2 separate regions of the Homo sapiens genome follow, and region 1 is linked to region 2. The links are chromatin loops, found by intact Hi-C in ENCODE. Cell type or tissue: spleen. All regions are shown on one strand.

Evidence for each region. Peaks named below come from ENCODE experiments on the same cell type or tissue, not always from the same donor. Only the 100,000 strongest peaks of a DNase experiment are listed, where the experiment ranks them.
Region 1: a loop joins it to region 2, with 6 times the contacts of the local background. A loop is called at or near these places in 22 of 110 quality-filtered maps.

Annotation. Positions count from the first base shown.
Region 1 is chrX:41,777,923-41,785,922 of GRCh38, reverse strand. All of the region lies in intron 3 of CASK (calcium/calmodulin dependent serine protein kinase), which reads left to right. Among named protein-coding and RNA genes, the nearest start is that of GPR82, 58 kb to the right of the region's middle. In spleen, a CTCF peak has its summit at 4,246 (motif pointing left); no DNase peak of the experiment used is centred here.
Region 2 is chrX:43,746,604-43,754,603 of GRCh38, reverse strand. MAOA (monoamine oxidase A) reads right to left here. Exons shown (of 15, transcript NM_000240.4): 15 at 7,787-8,000. Among named protein-coding and RNA genes, the nearest start is that of MAOA, 94 kb to the right of the region's middle. In spleen, a CTCF peak has its summit at 3,978 (motif pointing right); a DNase peak (open chromatin) is centred at 4,069; H3K27ac peaks cover 926 bases.

The sequences.
Region 1 (8,000 bases), 2.0 Mb after region 2:
TGAGAGTATGAGCAAGACAGAAGTCACAGTCTCGTAACCTAATCTCCAAAATTACACACCATCACTTCTGCAGTTAGAAATGAGTCACTAGATCCAGCCTATACACAAGGGGGATGGGATTATACCAGGGCCTGAATATCAGGAGGTGAGGATCACTGGGAGGCATTTCACAAGTTGCCCCCTACAAAGGGCTAGCTAACATATTGGCTGTCTACATCAAAATTCAAAAATATTTTTACAAGTTTGTAGCAAAGGAGCTGAAACAAAGAAGGTGAAATTTAAGACCAGTTAATGTTAACTCCTTCATTCAAATATGAGTAAGTGCAAGATCAGTGTGAATTTAGTTGTGATTATGTGAAAAAAGATGTAAACATTTTAGTTGTTGTTTGCAACAGCTTAAAAAGCGCTGAATGGAAGGTTATGCTACATTAATTAGGAGTATATAGTATTCAGAACAAAGTCATACTCCTCCCGTTCACCCTGGACCATTCATAGTAAGCAGGACACTGGAATGTCTGCAGAATAGGATAACCAGAATGGAAAGGAGCCTGAAAATTGTGTCATAGAGACACAGCCTTCAAAATCTTTTCTGGCAAACCTGCTAAAAGAATTTTGAGGCCAGGCGTGGTGGCTCATGCCAATAATCCCAGCACCTTGGGAGGCCAAGGCAGGCGGATTGCTTGAGCTCAGGAGTTCAAGACCAGCGTGGGCAACATGGCGAAACCCTGTCTCTACAAAAAATACAAAAACTAGGTGGGCATGGTGGCACACGCCTGTAGTCCCAGTTACTTGGGAGGCTGAGGTTGGAGAATCACCTGAGCCTGGGAAGTCAAGGCTTTAGTGAGCCATGATTGCACCACTGTACTCTAGCCTGGGCAACAGAACAAGACCCTGCCTCAAAAAAAAAAAAAAAAAAAAAAGAATTTTGAAAAACGTATGTACCCCTTCACATATTTTTTAGGTTGATATATAAAAACTTTTATTGTGAGAATATAATTCTCAGTATCTTGAATATTCTTTTAAATATGTTTTGTTTGTTTGTTTTTTTGAACAGAGTCTCACTCTGTCACCCAGGCTGGAGTGCAGTGGCGCAATCTCGGCTCACTGCAACCTCCGCCCCCTGGGTTCAAGCAATTCTCCTGCCTCAGCCTCCCGAATAGCTGGGACTACAGGCACGTGCCACCATGCCCGGCTAATTTTTGTATTATTTAGTAGAGATAGGTTTCACCAAGTTGGCCAGGCTGGTCTCGAACTCCTGACCTTGTGATCTGCCCGCCTCGGCCTCCCAAAGTGCTGGGATTACAGGCATGAGCCACCACGCCCAGCCTTAAATATATTTTCTACACAACTGTAGAATTGCCTGTTTATCTCATTCACTGTATGGAAAATGTCTGCTATGTGACCTACATGGCAATGCTAGTCCTTATTGTCAAATCACTCAGCCAAATCAGACTCATTTTCTGTCAGGGAAAAAAAAAATCTGACTTCATTTTTCAAACAAAATTAAAGTGTTAAATGGACATCCCTGTGACACTCATCTTAGTATTGATTTTGAATTCTTAAACAGCTTACCATGAATATATTGCCTGGATAAAGTAAGGTGGAACCTCCCTTTTTTTCTCAAACTCTCTTTGTTTTGCTTTCAAAGGTCTCTCCCTCCCTCAGGGGCTGTGCATTTCCCAGCCATCTCTTTGAAGTTAGGCTTTTTGGGTTGGAGGAGTAGTTTGCCTTTTGGATGGGTAACTGGAGATGTGGAGATGGGTGATTGTAGTTGTGGAGATGTAAAAGAAAAACCGCAGACCACAGACTTGTTTACAAACAGACAAAATTATGGAAAATGAAGATATGGAAATTGATTGCCTTAAAAATATCCTAGTTCATGTGTCTCCTGGAAGGACTTTGGGTATTCCCAGAGATACCCAAATCCTAGGTTGAAGACCACTGGCCTAGAAGAGCTGTTGAAAAGACTGGGAGGCTTTGGTTATCCACGAATGTATTCGTTTCATTATTCTGCTGGAAGAGTCCCCAAAGCAGAAGCCCATAGATAGAACATAATCAATGTCCACAGTTATTTGAAAGATTGTCATATATAAGACTATATGCTTATTCAGTGTGGCATCAGAGGCTGTAACTAGAATCAACAAGTGGCAGACGTCACCTCTAACTAAAGAAGACCTTTTTGATGATTAAACTTACTCCATGAATGAAGCAGCCTGTCTCACAGACTATGTAGTTTCTCACTAGAAGCACTCAAGTTGAAGCTGGATCCTTCCAAGGGGCCTGAAGATAAGGTTTTAATTTTGGACTAGAGATGGCCTCTAACATCCCTTCTAATTTTAAGATATTGTAATTCTTTTGTTTTTTTTTTTTTTTTGAGACAGAGTCTTGCTCTGTTGTCCAGGCTGGCGTGCAGCGGCGCGATCTTGGCTCACTGCAACCTCCGTCTCCCAGGTTCAAGCGATTCTCCTCCCTCAGCCTCCCAGGCACAGGTCACCACGCCTGGCTAATTTTTGTATTTTTAGTAGAGACAGGGTTTCACCATGTTGGCCAGGCTGGTCTCGAACTCCTGACCTCAGGTGATCTGCTTGCCTCGGCCTCCCAAAGTGCTGGGATTACAGGCATGAGCCACTGTGCCCGGCCAAGATATTATAATTCTTTTAAAATTACTTATCTGGTTTAATTTTATTCTTTATTCAAGAAATATATTTCTGTCTGTATGTTTATTTTCTGAGAAAACTAAGAACAAGTTGGGTTTGTTTTTTGTTGTTGTTGTTTTTGTTTTTAACAGTCTCACTCTGTCGCCCAGGCTGGAGTGCAGTGGCGCCATCTTGGCTCACTTCAGCCTCCACCTCCTGGGTTCAAGCGATTCTTTGCCTCAGCTTCCCATGTAGCTGGGACTACAGGCGCATGCCACCACGCCTGGCTAATTTTTGTATTTTTTGAAGAGACGGTGTTTCATCATGTTGGCCAGGCTGGTCTCACACCCCTGGCCTCAAGTGATCAACCCTCCTCAGCCTCCCAAAGTTCTGGAATTACAGGTGTGAGCCACCACGCCCAGCCTCCTAAAAAGCAAGTTTTACATACTATATAAAGTAATGATCACAGAAAGCAAATTTTAAAAATTCACCTAAATTTCACCATGTATGCTAATTGTATCAAAGGGGACTTAGTGACAGTGTAGTAGAGAAAAAAGGATCTTTGGTTTCATAAAACCTGGGTTAACATCCCAGCTCTGTCACTTTTACTAATTATGTGAGGTTGGCCAAGTTTTATAAGTTCCCTGAGCCTCAGTTTGCTTACCTTCAGAATCTTCCTAAGATTATGAGAACTAGATGAGAAACTGTATGTGACTTCCCTTTGTAAGTGGTGAAGTGCTTTTTAACTATAAAGTATTATTTCCAGTGGCTTTAACAGGATAGTTTTAGTCCCTCATTGTTGAAGTAGTCTGTGTGGGATTTTATGTAACTAATTTTGTATGTTGTGATGGAAATAATTCATGGTTGGCTGTATATCGAGATGAGACCTGGTTAAATTGGATATTTTCCAGTGACCTGATCCCAGTGTTAACCCAAATCACTAGAACATGGCCTTATGTTTTCTTTTGTTTTGTTTTCTTTTTTAACAGTGTAATTGTGGAAAATTTCAAATGAAAAGAGAGAATAGTATAATAAACCCCAGCATACTGGTCACCAAGCTTCAATAGTTATCAAAACATTTTGCCATTCCTATTCTGTTCCTCCTGATGTCTTTTTCTCCCCTGGAGATTTCTAAAGCACTATAATTTCACCTATAAATACTCTTGTTTGTATTTCTAACAGATAAGGATTTTTTAAATGATCATATTATTATTATACCTAACAAAATCAACAATAATTCCTTAATATCATGTCATGATCAGTTGATACTCAGTTTTCCCTGATTGAACATGAATTTTAACTGACAGATTTCTGAATTTAGAATTGTTTTATTAGCTCTAGGGACCTGAAAGTAGATTATAAATTCAGTTAAAATAACTTAGTTATTTCTCAAAAGGGCCAGAAGCAAACTAGAAATAGAAAATTGTTCTTTTGTATCATTGTTTTGTAAATTCACCTCAACAATTGGCCTTGCACAGTTTTTTGCATCCTCCTTATCTCCTGGGTTTCAAACAAACCAAAAATATCGATTACTCTAAGATTTAAAGTCATGTGGAGCAAAAAACAAAGCCAATGCACTTGTGTATAGTTCCACCTACTGGCTAGGTGAGAGATTGCTTCTATAGCTGCTACGTAGACTAAGCTACTCCAGAATTGCCCTCATGTTTCTGGCAACAGATGTAATTACCCCTGGTATTTAGGGGCTCATTGCTCAGGTTATGGGTTATCTGGATCCTTTTTACAGTTTTTGTAACATGACACCCATACAGTGTAGACAATGAAAGGCAAAAAAATAAAATAAAATTAGGTCAGTTAGTTTTGTTGTTTGTTGGCTACTTAGAAGCAGCATTTATCATTTTGGTGGAGAAAAGGCTAGACAAAACAGCATATTTGGATCATGAGTGAGTTTCTTAATATGGTGTCCATATCTGTCTTTGCCACAGACTATGTATAACCAACACTCCTTTTTTTCTTCCTAAACTGAAGTCATGAAATTATATGGCCCGAGAATGTTGTTTATCATGTTAGAAAATCCTTAGAACTAGTTGATGGCTGGGCTCAGTGGCTTACGCCTATAATCCCAGCAGTTTGGGAGGCCAAGGCAGGAGGATCACCTAGGGGTTTGAGACCAGCCTGGGCAATAGAGTGAGACCTCATCTCTACGAAAAAATTTTAAAAATTAGCCAAGCATGGTGGCACACACCTGTAGTCCCAGCTACTTGGGAGGCTGAGGTGGGAGAATTACTTGAGCCACAGAGGCAGAAATTGCAGTGAACCAAGATCATGCCACTGTACTCCAGTGTGGGCAACAAAGTGAGACCCTGTCTCAAAAATAATAAGCCGGACTTGGTGGCTTACACCTGTAATCCCAGCAGTTTGGGAGGCTAAGGTAGGTGGATCACTTGAGGTCAGGAGTTTGAGACCAGCCTGGCCAACATGGCAAAACCCCGTCTCTACTAAAAATACAAAAATTAGCCGGGTGTGGTGGCACACACCTGTAATCCCAGCTACTCGGGAGGCTGAGGCAGGAGAATCACTTGAACCCAGAAAGCAGAGGTTGCAGTGAGCCAAGATAGCACCACTGCACTCCAGCCTGGGTTACAGAGCAAGACTCTGTCTCTAAAAATAAAATAATAATAATAATAATAGTTGATATCTACTTAATCACAAATGGTTTATAAGTTTAAAGCATGCTTAAAAACAGAGACTCACAAAACCAGAATTTTAGATATGGAAAAGATTAGATTAGTAAATTTCAAATTTTAGGTTAGAAAATCCGGTATAAAACTTGTTAAACAAGCAGGTACCCAGGTCCCACCTCTAGACATTCACTTTTGCAGATGTGAGTTCTGACCGGGCAGGTCAAGAGATGATTGACCTTTAAAATGGGGGTAATACAACATAAAGGCTATATCATCATTGTCCCAACACACACAGTAGTTTTGTAGACATCTGCATATATTTGCACATCCATTACTTTGGGATTACACTTAAATTTGAACCTGTCTGTAGCAATTTGCTGAAACATATTTTAAATACAGGTTCAGTTTTGAAGACAGGCTGAGTTGGGTTATCCCCACAAGTTAAATATTTATTTCTAAGTGACACATTTGGGCTTGTCTTTAGTAGTATCTGGTACTTGAGTTAAGCTGTAAATCCTAAATTGGCTGGCCAAGGAATTTTAATTACCTTATTACAGAGCGATTACATATACCACGGGGAGACTTTTACAATAATTAAATATTGATTTAAAACACATCCGACATGATGTGTATCTTTTAAAATAATTTTTTTGTATCTTTTAAATTTTTTATCTTTAATATTTTTACCTTTTATATCTTTAATTTTTTTGTATATTTTAAAATAATATTAGCAGTTTGTGTTTTTGTAGCTCACAAAGGCGATAAACTGAAAGCTCTTTTTTTATTATTATTTTTTTTTGGTCTAGTATTTATGCCTGGGGAAGGGAGTGTTTGTGAAATTTATTTATACTGATAGAGTGGAACTGATTACTACTTACCAGCAAACTTGCTGCTTAAGGGAAAATATGTTTGTCTCATACCAAGCAATAAATATCTGTACTGTAGCATTTTAATCTATTTGAAGATTTGCTCATATTTTCATAGCTAGTCTTATATAATCTATTTTGATTTTTTCTTTTTATGTGTGATGATATAAATTGCTATTTGTTCTTTCAGCAAAGTAAACATCTCTTTTGACTCACAGTATCAAAATGTTTAGTTGATTTTAGTTTTGCAAACTGTGTGTCAGGGATCCCCAAGACCACCCCCAGGCTTGATGATTCACTAAGAAAACTCAAAGGACTCAGCATATAGTCATATTCACAGCTATGATTTATTATAGCTAAAGGATATAAAGAGAAATCAGCAAAAGGAAAAGATACATTAGCTGAAGTCCAGGGGAAACCAGGCACAAGCTTTCAAGGGTCTCCCCAGCAATGAGTTGTGACAACACATGTGAAATGGTGCCAACCAGGGAAGCTTATTAGAGACTCTGCCCTGGGTTTTTATTGGGGGCTGGTCACATAGGCATCTTCCACTTGGCACTTAACCAAATTCCAGACTCCCAGAAAGAAAGCAGGTGTTCAGCCTAAATCACATTGTTAGCACAAACAGTTTAGACACAGTGAGTCAGTCTTTTCAGTCAGGAATGTAGAGGACCGTCCTGAAATCCAAGTTCCCAGATAAACCTCTCAAGGGCCAACCTTAGTAGGCCTTTCAAGCCTTTTATGAGATAGTAGTTTAGGCCTGCTATATTAACTCTTCTGCACAAACTAAAATAGAGATAAATAGAAGAAGGGTTTTAAAAGAGTTGATATAAACTCCTGGATCTGCAAACAAAATATAATTGACTGTAAAGATAATGACAGGGTTTGGAGTTTGGGGTTTTTTTTTTTTTCTTTTTAACTGTAAATACAGTATCATTTTTATATCTGTTAAAAAACATTTAGGTGGTCAGATTTTTGTATAAAACAAATCCTGGATTGGGATGTTACAGTATAGAACAGATTTTAAACTTTGAATGCTATATGAGAAAATAAACTATTCAGATGCTACTGTCTTAGAAATACATTTGAAATTGTCACTCCGATAACTTTTCGTCTATGACAACTAATCTTCAAGCCACTAAAATAATTTTGAATAAATTTGTGTACATATAAAATCTGAAGAAAATTCAGTTAATTTTCTGTTATTTAAAAGAAGTATAGTTTGTTCATTTAAAAATAAAAGTTATTGGCCAGGCACGGTGGCTCACACCTGTAATCCCAGCACTTTGGGAGGCCAAGGCGGGCGGATCACTTGAGGTCAGAAGTTTGAGACTAACCTGGCCAACATGGTGAAACCCTATCACTACTAAAAATACAAAAATTAGCCAGGCGTGGTGGCGGGCGCCTGTAATCCTAGCTACTCGGGAGGCTGAGGCAGGAGAATCACTTGAACCTGGGAGGCAGAGGTTGCAGTGAGCCGAGATCACACCACTGCACTCCAGCCTGGGCAACAAGAGCGAGACTCAGTCTTGAAAAAAAAAAAAATTCTTAGTGTACAACCTTTGCCATATACATAACTTGTAAAAATTTAGAAATTACAGAAAATTTTGACAAAAAATAATGTCTTAATTTTGTTATAAAAATTGTAACAGAAATAAATGTCATTCACAAACATTTTGGACCATTTCCTTCTATTGGAAGCATTTTGCTATACCATTAAATATTTTTTGGATACAATATTTTAATGACTTCATTAAGACATCTAAATGTGTGCATGTGCCATGTTTAATAAATTCCCTATAGTTCAACATTAACATTGTTTTTCCCTATTAGAAATAATTTATAATTAATATCTT
Region 2 (8,000 bases):
GAATCTTTATGGAGGGAAAACAAAAGCAGTGATAAGAGCATTCTTTCATATGTTTGTTGGCCATTTGTATATCTTCTTTTGTGAAGTAACTCAGGAATGGAAAACCAAACATCATATGTTCTCCCTGATATGTGAGAGCTAAGCTATGAGGACACAAAGGCATAAGAATGATACAATGGACTTTGGGGACTTGGCGGGGAAGAGCGGGAGGGAGGCGAGGGATAAAAGACAACAAATAGTGTGCAGTGTATACTGCTCGAGTGATGGGTGCATCAGGATCTCACAAGTCTCCACTAAAGAACTTACTCATGTAACCAAATACCACCTGTACCCGAATCACTTATGGAAAATAATTTTTTTAAAGCAGTGATAAGAGATTATAATGGAGAATTAATTGTCCGGGGGGTTTCTCAGGAAATGCATCTCTGAGGAAGTGCTATTTCATCCCTTGGGAAATAACCTAAAGGATTTAGCCAACTGAAGAATGGAGAAAATAACCTTCCATGGAGAGGGAACCAAGACAGAAAAGAACTGGATATATCTGAGGATTTATGAGAACGAGATGGCTGGAAGGTTCTGAGGGAGAGTGGAGTGACCAGAGACGAGGGTAGGGAAACAGGCAGAAAAAAGAGCATGCAAGGCCTTGGGAGCCACAGTGCGTCATATCCAAAGTTCATTGAGCAGCTATTGAAAGGGCTTGAGTCTGGACTGACAGGATCAGATTTGCAGTTTTAAAAGATCTACTTGGGCTGCTCGGGTGGTGTAGTAAAAGGGAAACCAGGGCATTTTAGCAAGAGATGACTAATCAGAGAGGAGTTACTAGTGGAGAAAAGTAATTTGAGATGTATTTTTGAAGTAGGAATCATAGTAGACCACAAAGAGATCCTTTATTTCTTTAAAGCTATCATTTATTGTTAGTACTGTAACAACTTCACTTATGTGATCCTATTGAATGCTCAGAACAACTGAACAGCTAGCTCCATTTAACAGATAAGAAAATGCATGTTCAATACCAAGATTCAAACCCAGGCCTAGCCAGCTCCAGAAACCTGAGCTTTTAACATTTACGCTTTCCTACAAAACAGGGTGACTTAACAAAGTATCTGTTTCTAAAGACAGTTCTTAGGGCTAAGAAATCAGAACGTGCCTTTAGAAATAATAAGTATTCCTAGTTGTGTGTTAAAGGTAGGAAGCTGAAACCAACAGACTTTCCTGTCCCTAAGCTAAACAATACTGAACCAGTCAAAATAACTTGGCTACTTGTCCCAGGAAATACTTGCTCCTGGAATACAAAGCTTTGAAGTAACACAAATAGATTATTTATCAAGACTAACAGCTTGCTCATCAAGACTTGCTTTAAGACACCACTTTACTTTGCCTACCAATCCACAACTACTCTATCATAAACTTTTCCAATTCCAACCAGTTTTTTGCCTTGCAAGATCTGCCTTAAAAACAACCCCCAAATTGAAAACCCTGTGAACCCTCCCCCAATTTTTCCACTTTGAGACACTAGTAAGACTGTCAATGCGATGTTCTTCCTTATGCAATGTGTCTGATAAACTTAGCTTTTCTTGATTGACATGTTTTCTGATGATCTTTTGGGAAGTCAATGGTTGGCAAGTGCCTGGTAGGATACTCTTGCTTTGGGGCTTGGCCATCTAAAGGGATGCCTGAGCAGGTTCATGTGAAAGTCCAGTATTCAGTTGTGTGCAGAGTCTGAAAGAAATTCAGTTATTGGGGTTAAAGAATAGAAATTTCTCTTCTGTCGTTTATTAAAGGTACAAACTTGGAATCTAGTTTCGTGCTTATGTAAGACAAATACATTTGCTTCTCAGGATCCCAGATGCAAGCCTTTTCAGGCTTTGTAGAAGACAAAGCTGGATAGAAGCTATATTGGGGTGTGTGTGTGATAGGGAAGAGGGTAGGCATTGGTGGAAGCAGGGCAGAGCCATGTGGTTTTAAATCATTAAAAGTTCTACTTGCTGCTCCAAATTCAGGTGCCTGGAACAGCAGGGATTTAAGGACAGACCAATTGTGGCATTTAACTCTTGGTTTTCAAAAATATTGAGGCCCATATGGTAGGCTAGACAATAGCCTGGCTGAAGATGTTCACGTCCTAACTCTGGGGCAAATGAATATGTTACCTTACATGGCAAAGGGACTTTGCAGATGTGATTAAGGATTATAAAATAGGGAGATAATCCTCATGGGCCCAATGTACTCACAAAGGTTCTCTTAAGAGGGAGGCAGGAGGCTCAAAGTGAGGAGGAGATGGTGCATCCATGGAAACAAGAGATTGGAGTGATGCAGCCACAAGCCAAGGAATGCTAGCAGCCTTTGGAAACAGAAAGAGGCAAGGAATGAGTTCTCCCTTGGAGCTTCCAGAAGGAACCATTCCTGCTAACACCTTGATTTTAGCCCTGTAAGACTCATTTTGAACTTTTGACTTCCAGAACTGTAAAATAATAAGCTTGTGTTGTTTTAAGCTACTAAGCTTGTGCCATTTTGCTACAGGGGCAATAGGACATTAATACAGCCAACAAAATTAAAATGGCTGATATAGCAAAGGTGGTCAGGCTGCTTGAGGGAGAAGCTGACTTACCCTCACTCCCTTTGGCCTGTCTGAACTGGCCCCATCTCTCAGTGGACTTACCTTTCAGATGTATCCTCCAGCCAGCTCTACACAGTCTAAATATAAGGCCCATCTAATACCAGCTGCCTCATTGGACTCATCTAGGGACCTCATACCTGCATCTTCCATGTTTGCTAGTTGATGTGATAGAATAGTCTATAGTAGCCAGATGAATACACGACACCAGGCAAACAGACCTCCTTTGCTCATTTTCTTAATGTAAACCTAATTCACTGCCAGATGTATTACATATTTAGTGTATGTCTGGCATGGGGTACACAGTTTACCAGCTTAGATGTTGATCTTGCTGAAGACAGAGTTGCCAAGGTTTAGTTCCACTGAAATCCCATATAGTGAACCCACGGGACACTTATGTACCATTCCAGATGCCAGCCACTATTAGGTGTATGTTTTCTGAATTTGTACAGCCCCAAATAATCTAGGGTGCTCTGAGGACCTCTAAGGTGGTCCAAGCACTATACAGTGCCTAAAAGAAACACAATTTTGACGCCCAAATCTTAAAAGTAATGTAAATATTTACTATACCACAAAACTCCTAGCCAAACTTAGGAAGCTTCCTTCCTTCCTTCTTTCCTTCTTTCCTTCCATCTCCTTAGGTTGTCAAAACAGCTTTTGAAAGCCCCTTCTTCTCCCATCATTCTCAGCAAACTAACGCAGGAACAGAAAACCAAACACTGCATGTTCTCACTCATAAGTGGGAGTTGAACAATGAGAACACATGGACACAGGGAGAGGAACATCACACACCAGGGCCTGAGGGGGCAAGAGGACGGAGAGCATTAGGACAAATACCTAATGCATGCAGGGCTTAAGACCTAGATGACGGGTTGATAGGTGCAGCAAACCACCATGGCACATGTATATCTATGCAACAAACCTTCATGTTCTGCACATGTATCCCAGAACTTAAAATAAAATCGAAAGAGAAAACCCCTTCTTCTGTCCAGCTGCACTCCTCCACAGCCCCAAGTTGCCTTTCTGAAACTTTCTCCTCTCCCCAGCTCCCTTCTCCTGCTTTCCCCAGATTACTTCCCTGCCCTTTCTAAGGTGAAAGCAATTCCACCTGTCTCATCTCCCATCGATGTTCTTTTCACCCATTACCCAGATGCACACAACAGAGGCTGAAAAACCAAGAAGTTCTAACAAAAAACCTTCCTGAGAGATTAGGGCAGAGGAAAGGCTGCAAATATTAGATATCAATATTGATCCATGTCACAACTGAAAACAAAGTAAGAGAGTGCAGGCAAATGTGTTGGAGGAAATTCTGGGTGGAGGTGACGCTTCTTAGTTTCCCCAAGAGCGAGGCTGTCTTGAATACTTTAGGATTTCCACTAGAAGGAAACAACACTAATTGGCCAGAAGATGGCACTCTTTTAAAACAAATTGGGGCCGCCCCCTAGCACAGGTGCTGGAAGATAGTCAATCACAGTCGTTAAAGAGCTCCAAGTGCAGAGAAGGGCTGGGCAGACAGGGGAACAGTAAAAGACTGATGGGGTGAACTACGGTCAATGGGACAAATAGGACTTAACAGTCAGCACTTATTAGTTGCAGATGTGGTTTTCTTTACCATTTAGTCATGCCATTTCTATTTTTTACTTCCTGTCTCACTATGTGGTGTCCTTAGTCTCTTGCCACACAGTGATGCTTATGGAGGCCTGAGGATTCTGGTAACTTCCTCTTAAATCGTGCTTCCCCTGCATTCCTAGCACCTCATGCTTTTCTGTAATAGCACTGACCAGAGCCACAATTAATGTGTTCCACAGTATCTACAATCAACTGTGTGCTCCATGAGGTGGGCTGTGTCTTGTACACTGCTGAATCACAGCATGGTGCCTACCTACCACATAGTAGGTGCTCAATAAGTAGGTGTTGAATGATTGTAAGAAATTCAAGGTAATAACTGCTCGCAAAACTTAAGCAGTGCTTCCTTTCTGCTATTCTAAAAGGTTGATGGAGAAGAGCTGATGCCTACTGAGTGCTTGCTGCATTAAGCCGTTACCTGCATTATCTCTGTTTTCCCATCAATTCTGTAAGACAGGTACTTCAAGCCACAGTACTTATCTAGGGGCATGTAAAAAGTAAATGACACAAGGTGCAGGGGTGCCCTATATCAATCCATCAAGATTCTCATTACTGCACTACTCTGTGGACCTTTAAGCACCCCACCCCCGCCAATCTTCGTCTCTTTCCCTGTCCCTACCTCCCCATCCCCCAGCACACACCCACACCTCTTTCCTCCACTCTATTTCACCCATAGACCTCGGTGGTTTGTGGAAAATATATGAGGCCCATTAATAGGAAAACCTGGTTCCCATTGAGGTGTTACTGTTTGGAGTGTAAATAAATAGTAGCCTTTGATGGATCACACGTGCATTAAGGGGAGGTCTTACTTGAAGGGCCCACAGCCCACCTTGAATGAATGGCAAGTTTCCTCAAGCCAGCTTTTTCACATGAGGCTTCCAAAGCTGCTTTTCAGAAACTTGGCTCCAGGCTGAGACAACCAGTTCACATCTACTGTCACTTTGAGACCTGCTTTTGCCTTCAAACTCTGAAAAGAATGGCCTTGATCAAGGAAGAGAGCCAAGCCCTGGGCTCTGATAGAGGAAAGAGAACTGTTACTATTACCTAGTACCTTCCTTTGTTTTCATCCTCTTCCTCTAATGTCTCAGTCAGCTTCCTTAGGCTAAGGGGCATGCCTTGCACATTTACCACCACCTCAGTGTAAAGCAAGGAGTATAGTTTGAAAAAATTAATACACTCAATGTTGATGTCCTGTTTGCTGAAATTATATCATAGCACAGAATAAATGTTAATAGAAGAGCGGTGATTTCTATCTCACTGCAAATATGTGGTTTTTCCAATAAAGTCTGACACTGCTCTCGTCAATCGTGACATTCACATAGCAGGAGATAAACACTGCCACGGTATGCTGGGCTGGGGAAGGGTAATTTCTTAAGGGAGATTTCTGGTCTAAGAAGACTTTTTTCTGTCTTTGTTTTTCTTTTTTGCCATTCCAACCCAGGCCTCTCCTACTCACTCCAGGTAGTTTTACAAAGTGGTTGCTGATCTTTGTGCTTATTTCTCAGAAAATCAGACATCCAAAAAGAACTTGTAAGTGATGGAAAATACATCATTTAAGTGATGCAAAACCAAACCTTGCACTTCTTTATCAAGGACTTGAAGACAACTTGGACATGTGAACCAAGCCTTCAAATGTGTTTTATTTTTTATTTTATTTTATTTTTATTTATTTTATTTATTTTTATTTTTTTATTTTTTTTGAGACAGAGTCTCACTCCGTCACCAGGGCTGGAGTGCAGTGGCACGATCTTGGCTCACTGCAACCTCCGCCTCCCTAGTTCAAGCGATTCTCCTGCCTCAGCTTCCTGAATAGCTGGGACTACAGGCACTTGCCACCACGCCCAGCTAATTTTTGTATTTTTAGTAGAGACGGGGTTTCACCATGTTGGCCAGGATGGTCTCGATCTCTTGACCTCGTGATCCGCCCGCCTTGGCCTCCCAAAGTGCTGGGATTACAGGCGTGAGCCACCGTGCCCGGCCTTTTATTTTTTGAGACAGAGTTTTGCTCTTGTCATCCAGGCTGGAGTGCAATGGCGCGATCTCGGCTCACTGCAACCTCTGCCTCCCAGGTTCAAGTGATTCTCCTGTCTCAGCCTCCCAAGTAGTTGGGATTACAGGCATGCACCACCACGCTGGGCTAATTTTTGTATTTTTAGTAGAGACAGGATTTCACCATGTTGGTCAGGCTGGTCTTGAACTCCTTACCTCAAATAATCCACCTGCCTCGGCCTCCCAAAGTGCTGGGATTAGAGGTGTGAGCCACTGCACCCACCCCAAATGTGTTTTAATTGATCAGCAATCTTTTCAAGGAATTTGAATATAAATGCTCTTTAGAAGGGCACATACTTCCTAGGTCAGCCAGTCCTCAGTATTCCCAAATGTCTTATGTCTGCTGCTGTTCGTTTTTAGCTGCCCAACTCCTGAAGACATTGAATTTAGGACTCCTCTTTAGAAATGCTTATTTTTCCCTTTGATCTTTCTGTTAGTTTTCTGTAGATGGGGCTCATTCATTGAGACAGAGATTGAATTATTTCCAGGGTTCCTTCCAATTCTGATTTTTTTTTCTTCCATGTAAAGAATAGTGCAGAAATACAACCCTCTAAAGGAAGTTCCCTTACCTAACAGGGATAGGTTCACAGCGAGAGCTCCATTCTATCTATAAAGCCAAAGCTCAAGTCCACAATGTCTTTTACATGACAAGGCAACTTTCTATGAGAATAAAGTAGATAATGCAGTGCTCCACCCTGGATCTGCAGGGAATACAGGCTGGTCGAAGATCCCAGCTACAGTTCCTCACTAGAAATTGTCCTTGAACCTGCCTTACTCAAGGTAACACCCTCTCTCAGGGGGAGGCTGATGAAGGGTCACAGAGTCCAGACCTCCTTGTCTCAATGAGGGATACTTCTGAAGGGTCTTCCTAGCTCCTCATTAGAACCTGTAGTTGCAACTGCATTGTAGGTCGACTCTCCTGCCCAATCCTACCTTCCTCACCCTCTTAGGTGTATTTCCTGAGGATTGTCTTCAATAAACTTTTTGCCCTGACTCTGTATCTTAGAGTCTGTTTCCAGGGAACCCAATCTAGGACAAGGAGTAAACCAGGGTACAGAAAGACTGATTTTTTTGCCCCTGGCATACCAATAGGCAAAAACAGTTACAGTGCTGGCAACAAAATGCATAGATCACATTATGCTGCCGTGAAAAGAATGCTCAGAAGTCATCTAATGCAACCCAACCTTTTCCAGATGTGGAGACCGAGAGAACCAAAGTGACTTGCTCAAGTTATCATAAGCTACTAGGTGAGAAAACTTGGACCAGAATCCACATCTGTGGCCCAGTTAGGCAGGCTACAGTATTTCAGTGTTTAATCAGTTCCCAGAAAACCTCAATAACACATGAGAGTCAAACTCAACTTTGAGAATTTGCAGTCGGTATTAAACAATTTCCTAAGCCTATCCTCCATGGACAATGCCTCATTGTGACCTCCTGCTATAAGAAGCCATTGAACTTTCTGCATAGAGCCATCAACTAAATACAGGAGTCGAGTCTGCATTGGGGGTGGCAGTGCACTTTATTAACAAACAAAACAGTACCATACAGGCAAAATCTTACTTCAGTGGCAAAGCACACACATAGGTATACTCCAACGTGTAGCACTGGGGCAAACTTCAGACATGGAACATTAGGCACCAAGTTCACAATCACACTAAACATAGTTCACAATCCTTCAATCCATACTCTTCAGTGGAGGATGAGGCCTTATTTA